Regions from separate parts of the Homo sapiens genome. Here region 2 is linked to region 1. A link is a contact called in ENCODE Hi-C or POLR2A ChIA-PET data. All regions are on one chromosome and are shown on one strand. The core of a region is the stretch at or near the end of the contact, and the rest is flanking DNA. Distances in the headings are between cores, read along the strand shown.

What was found. Hi-C counts contacts between places; a loop is a spot of excess contacts on that map. ChIA-PET counts read pairs that join two places held with the same protein, here RNA polymerase II (POLR2A). Pooled maps may share reads with other maps.
Region 2: a loop to region 1 is called in a pooled map, with 2.3 times the contacts of the local background. The contact joins two enhancer-like sites. A Hi-C loop is called at or near these places in 1 of 50 pooled maps. POLR2A ChIA-PET finds 5 or more read pairs at or near these places in 2 of 52 experiments (BJ and activated T-cell).

Annotation. Positions count from the first base shown.
Region 1 is chr2:37,652,386-37,655,313 of GRCh38, forward strand. All of the region lies in intron 1 of CDC42EP3 (CDC42 effector protein 3), which reads right to left. Among named protein-coding and RNA genes, the nearest start is that of CDC42EP3, 18 kb to the right of the region's middle. RefSeq lists enhancers at 1-64, 1,687-1,896, 2,564-2,623. Within about 2 kb of position 1,571, at least 27 of the 41 ENCODE cell types and tissues checked have a DNase peak (open chromatin) inside an H3K27ac peak, as active enhancers do.
Region 2 is chr2:38,113,868-38,116,795 of GRCh38, forward strand. The region is part of intron 3 of LOC107985871 (a long non-coding RNA gene); the gene reads right to left. Among named protein-coding and RNA genes, the nearest start is that of CYP1B1-AS1, 16 kb to the right of the region's middle. Within about 2 kb of position 1,529, at least 8 of the 41 ENCODE cell types and tissues checked have a DNase peak (open chromatin) inside an H3K27ac peak, as active enhancers do.

The DNA.
Region 1 (2,928 bases), core at 321-2,820:
GGAAGCGAATTACCAGACTACAACTAGGGAGCGGGCCCTCCTGGGTGTTCCACAACCCAGATGAGAGAATTTTAGCTTTCTGTCTCAGTCAAAACTCTCAACACCAGCATTAACCTGTGGGCACTGAGCCATCTGAGGGTGCTGAGCACATTCACTCGTGTCTGTCCTTTCCTCATCTTGAACCCCTTTCCTGCAACCAAGGGTCAAGTCATGTGGTCACCCAGGCTGGAGTGCAGTGGCATGATCACAGCTCACTGCAGCATCGAAACCCTGGGCTCAAGCCATCCTCCTGCCCCAGCATCCTGAGTAGCTGAGACTACAGGTGCACAACACCATTCCCAGCTAATTAAAAACAATTTTTTTTTTTTTTAGAACAAGGGGTCTTGCCATGTTGCCCAGGCTGGTCTTGAACTCCTGGCCTCAAGTGATCCTCCTGCCTCAGCTTCCCGAGCAGCTAGGCTTACAGATGAGCCTCACCATGCCTGGCTCTCTAGTTTTCTTGCATTTCTCTACTCCCACTATCTTACCTAAATCTTAAAAGACAGACAAAGGTTCTTATAGTTAGCCCTTTCTCAAAAACCTTGACCCTGAAATTTGAACTTCCCACAATTATTCCTGGTTTCTTTCTAGTTCCACAAACTTTCTCCTAGTTCTTGGATCATGGTTTGTTCCTCTTTCCCTTCATAGATAACACTGGAGATAACATTCATCTCAGAAGTTAGATTCCTTTAAAAACAAATGCTCTAGTTCCTGGGGCACTAGAGAGAAAAGATTTGCCAACAAAAGGGTCCAGCTTGCCAGTCAGTCATGTGGCAGGTCAGAGAGAACACATGTGGCAGGCAGACAGGTGGGCACAGTGCTGCTGAGAACGGACATGCTCCCTTACAGGTTGTGTGAGAAATCCAAGAGTTTCAATACACAAAAGGACCGGAGAGGAAGCTACGGCCCTGGTTTTTATAAGGAAGGAAGAGAGCCGGGTTGCACTAGGCTAGACAATTCTAGTTTCTTGTGACTGACTGAAGCGTAAATGACAGTGATAATGATAGAAATAATCACAGCAGTAATAAATAATTTGGTTAAGAAAAAAACTGAAGCGGTGCTTTGCTTCATTTCTTACCATCTTTTTGGCAAACAGAATGATGCTGAAAATATCAAAACAGGGCAGCAGCCAGGAGGAAGGGAAAATCAAGCGGTTTTAAAAAATGACAGACAGAAAAATCAGCTCCTAAGTTACTTAGAGTTGATGCACTGGCAACTTACAGGACTCTGAAAAGAACCAAGGAGTTGGGATATTTTTAAAATTCCATTTATTTTAAAGGAATGTTTGGTTTGCCTACTAATTGTTTTTAGATTAATTCTTAGTGGAGAGAAAAAGTAAAAAAAAAAAAAAATTGCATCCTGCAAAACAGGTTGCAGTGTTAATTTAAAACACACATGTATAAAAATGGGCAGGTGGGTTGAGGGGTGCTACTGCCCCCAGGGACCTGCGGCTCTGTTCTTTTCTCCTCCTTGCAGGAAGTGAGCCTGCATCCGACTTCCCCTTTCTGGCTCGGTTGTCACATCCTTCAGGGACATTCCAGCTTCTGATCACTTTTCGCTTTGCCTCAGCACAGTCGCACTATGCGGCCAGTCACGGCACCACTGCACTACTGCACCATCTGAGCCCCATGCCAGAGTATCCAGCGACTCCTCCTGCATGTTGGAACCAACAGTCCTAGGGGAGGATGATGACTCGGCCAAGTACCCTCCGCCGCCTCCCTACCCCCAACCATCTGTGGGCTATGTCTCTCTGCTGCCAACCAGAAGATAATAATTCCACTGTGCCAAGCGCCCAGAACATGATCCTAGGCTCCACATTTAGAAGGGATAAAGGCTACCTGGAACATGTCCCCGCATGTTCAGAGGGAGGCAAATGGGAGGAAGTGAAGGAGCTCGATTAGGACATGTGAGAAGAGGCTGAAGGAATAGAGCAGCTTAAAGAGAACTCATAGAAAGAGAAAACTAATCTTAAGGGATCTGAAGGATTCATTTAATTGTAATGAAAAGGAATTAACTTGTTCTGGGAGGCCCTAGAGCTACCAAGCAGAAACTACAAGGAAAGATTTTGGCTCCTCCAAGTAACAGCTCAGGTTTCTCAAAAGATGGAATGGGCTGGGGTGGGGAGGGGACAGCAAGTATGGCCATGGGATGAAGCTCTCACAGAGGGGAGGGCGGTTACCCTGCGCCTCCCTGACAGTGCGTGAAGGGAGGTGTTCACGTTCCCATTTATTCTGAGTTTCCTGTATGGGAACACGATCACTGCCAATTTCCTTGTAGTCCCATGTCACTTTTCCATAGAAAAACGCACACGGACTTTCCCTTGAAGAAGCTTTCTCTTTGAACACGGCAGTCTTCTTACTAATATAGAAATGACCAGCCAATCTTTGGGATCAGAAACACTAAAATATTACTACAATGTGGACGCTCATGTCAATCCTTTTACAAACCTCTGTAGGAGTGCTTCTCTGAATAATTTTAAAATTGAAGGGGAAAAAAACCCCATAGTGTTAGATTTTCATTTAAGTTCAATGCTGAATTTCTAAGGCGGAAATCAGTGTAACCAGAAGCACCCAGTAACCCGAAGGGGATGCTTTTCATATTTTCAGTCTGTTTAACTCCACCCATTTGAGAAGATAAGAAGATGCCTTTTCTATTTTTAGATTCTTACCCTCTCCCCATATCATCTAAACTGAGGACATAGCTCTAAGCTTCAAGACTATGAAACTCTATTAGCTGGCTCCCCAGCTGCTGAGCTCTGTTATGCAAATGAACTTAGCCAGAACGAGCAGGCGGTATTTTAAAGACCCATTCAAAGTCTGATACATCTCACCTTCCATTATTTTAAAGGACTTTCATTTGTGATTCAGCTACAGCTTGAATTTATTGTTC
Region 2 (2,928 bases), core at 279-2,778, 460 kb after region 1:
CCAATTGTATTTAAATCCACCCCCCAAATATAATTTATTCTCTTATGAAGCTTTGAAATGGAAAATTTTCCCCAGAAGTAACCAGGCATTGTGCAAAGTCGCATCCATTTTGAACACCAAAGCAGCTGTAACAAATAAGAGATGACAAATGCCATTGTGTAATTTAGTTCTTCATATCAGTTTGTCATTCTGACTCCTTTCTATTTAACTGGATGCTTTGTCAGACTTTGTAATCTAACCATGTGAAGGGCAGTGAATAAAGGATTAACGAAACCCTTTCCAGTTTTGCATGAGCATTTGATTTTTGGCTAACTTCCTAGCTCTGTTCCCATGGAAACCTGATAAAGGAAAGTACAAGTGGGCCCTGATTGGTAAATCCTATCTGGATTGGGACAACTATAAATACCAGAGAAGAAGCCATATTTTCGAGTTTCCCTAAGTGCAGTGACCCTTGTAACTGGCATGACCTTGAGAAGACCATGAAAGTTATGGCCATGGAGTTCCTCCAAGAGATATTAGCTGCTGTGAAATACAGGGCCTCTCATATAGTGTGGCCTCCACACCCCACTGATGTGAGTCTCATTTCTTCACAACTCAGTCCACATGGGGGCCAAAGAGAATAGCTTCTGCCCACTGTGTGGATGGCTTTGTGGTCTGCTGCGAGGTCCCGCAGAAGAGGAAGTCTGGATGTGCCCTACTGACATGCTCTGCCTCCTGGCCTATGAATCTTCTGGGTCAACTGCTGTCTAGAGTGGGCCTTGGCAGTCTTGTGAGTTTGCAGGTTTAATAGAGCCTTATGAGACCTCCTGGTGGGTCTTGTGGATGGAGGTTTTCACTTTTACTGGTTTGAATGAGTGCATTTGCCTGTGAAGCTGTGAGCATGAGACAATGTCCAGTCTTATGGTTTTTACTAATTGCCAGTTTTTCTTTACAAATTAAAAAATAATTTTGTAATGAAAATTGGCAGGTCCCACTTGAGAATATTATACTAAGTGAAATAAGCCAGTGACAAAAAGACAAATACTTTTTTCCACTTCTCTGAGGCACTCATATTCATAGACATGGGAAGTAGAATACTGTTTGCCAGGGGCTGGGAGAGGAGGTAACGGAAAGTTGCCGTTTAATGGATGCAGAGTTCCACCTTTGCAAGATGGAAAGAGTTCTGGAGACTGGTTGGACAACAACATGAATGCACTTAACACTACCGATTGTGCACTTGGTTTAAAAACTGCACATTTGTAAAATGGTTAACGTGGCAAACTTTATGTTATATGTATTTTACCATAATTTAAAAATTTTTTTTAATTGACAGTTTCCTCTAAATATCACACTTAAATCATGTTTTCAATACACAGACTAATTCTAAGTGTTTCCAAATTTCCTTCTAAGTAATATAGGAAGATTTTGTGTTACTTTTCCAATTTCATCCTGCAACCACGGTTAAAAATCACTACTATTCACTTCTTACCATTTGATCTGTTGACAGTTTCAGCCATCAGTCACTGCCGGCTCCCACTTCATTTAGTTACCATGTCCCTCACTAACACAAGATCGCCGTCTAGGGGCCAATCGTAGAACTACAGGCTACACAGAGGAGAAGGGAGCCAGGCCACCTTTCCCATGCATCCCACTCCTTGAACAGAAAGAGCAACTAAAAAGGGAGGCAGGAGTTCTAAGCACCATCTTTTTTTCACCAGTACAGTTTCCAAGATCTTGCTGCTATGAAAATAAAGATCTCCTAATATTTATAGTACTTGAGGTTAGAATAGTCTTCTAGGTAGAGTACTAATATCTTGCTGATAAAGCTTTTGATGCTGAATCCTTGATTATTCTCTTAATATAATATCTTCTGTGCGAATAAGGCTAAAATGCTTGCATACACTCTTGTACTCACTTAGGAATGTAATAGAGCAGTTTGGGAGAGTGACTGAATGCTTCTGCTTTGGGCAAATTTGCCACAAAATCATATTATGCAATCACAGGGTCACAGAACATTAGAACTTAAAGAGCTTTAGAGGCCCGTGGTCTCTAGCAGATCCCTTTGAGAGTCTGATAAAAATTAGAGGTTTACGTACCATAAAATGCTATTTTGCACAAAGCTTTGAATACCATTTTAAAATTTCATCATAGATGAAGAATTCCAGCTTGAATCCCACCCCATAATTTGGAAGTGAAGTTTCTGAGAAGCATCCTGTGTGAAGAAGCAGCTAAACAGAGGGGAATGGGAGTCAGAACTGGATGTTGGAAAGAGATGTGATCCCACAGACAGTGTAATGCTGGGTTGGAACCAGCCCTGGTCAAACCCATTCCCCCGAGTGCACATGTGTTCCAGGGAGAAGCTTGCTGGGGAAGAGAGCAGCAATTTGCCCACCAGAGGCCCAGATCTCCTGGGAGAAATCAGCTGCCATGGAACAGGAGTTTTTCTTCATGCTAGAAAGGGAAAAGAACATGAATAAGTGGCAATCCAGGGACAGCCAGAAGGAACCTGGACAATGGCTCACCGGCTGAGCAGAGATAGAGTTGCACTGGGTGGGGGGGGCGGGGGTGGGGGGCAGTTGACAGCAGCCTGGATTGTGAGCAAGGAGTACGAAGAAATAATAATTGAAGTAGCAGAAGGTAGCAAGGGGTGCAGACCAAGAGCACAGGCACTGCAGAGAGAAGTCTGGATTATTTGTGAGGACTTTCCCTAGGGACTTCTAGAAAGAAATCACTAGTGAGGTCTAAAAGAAGACTGGACTTCCAGTGTGGTGATAGGAACATTGCTCTTTGAGTTCTTACTACAAATGAGGAACTTTGATTTGCCAGGAAACAAAGGGTTCAAAGAACCAATTGTGATATATTTTGGCTTAAATCCCCCCCACTGAAATATGACAGGAGTCAAATTGGGGTACCAGGTAAGTCTTGTGAAGGTGCTGCCTGGGGAGTACC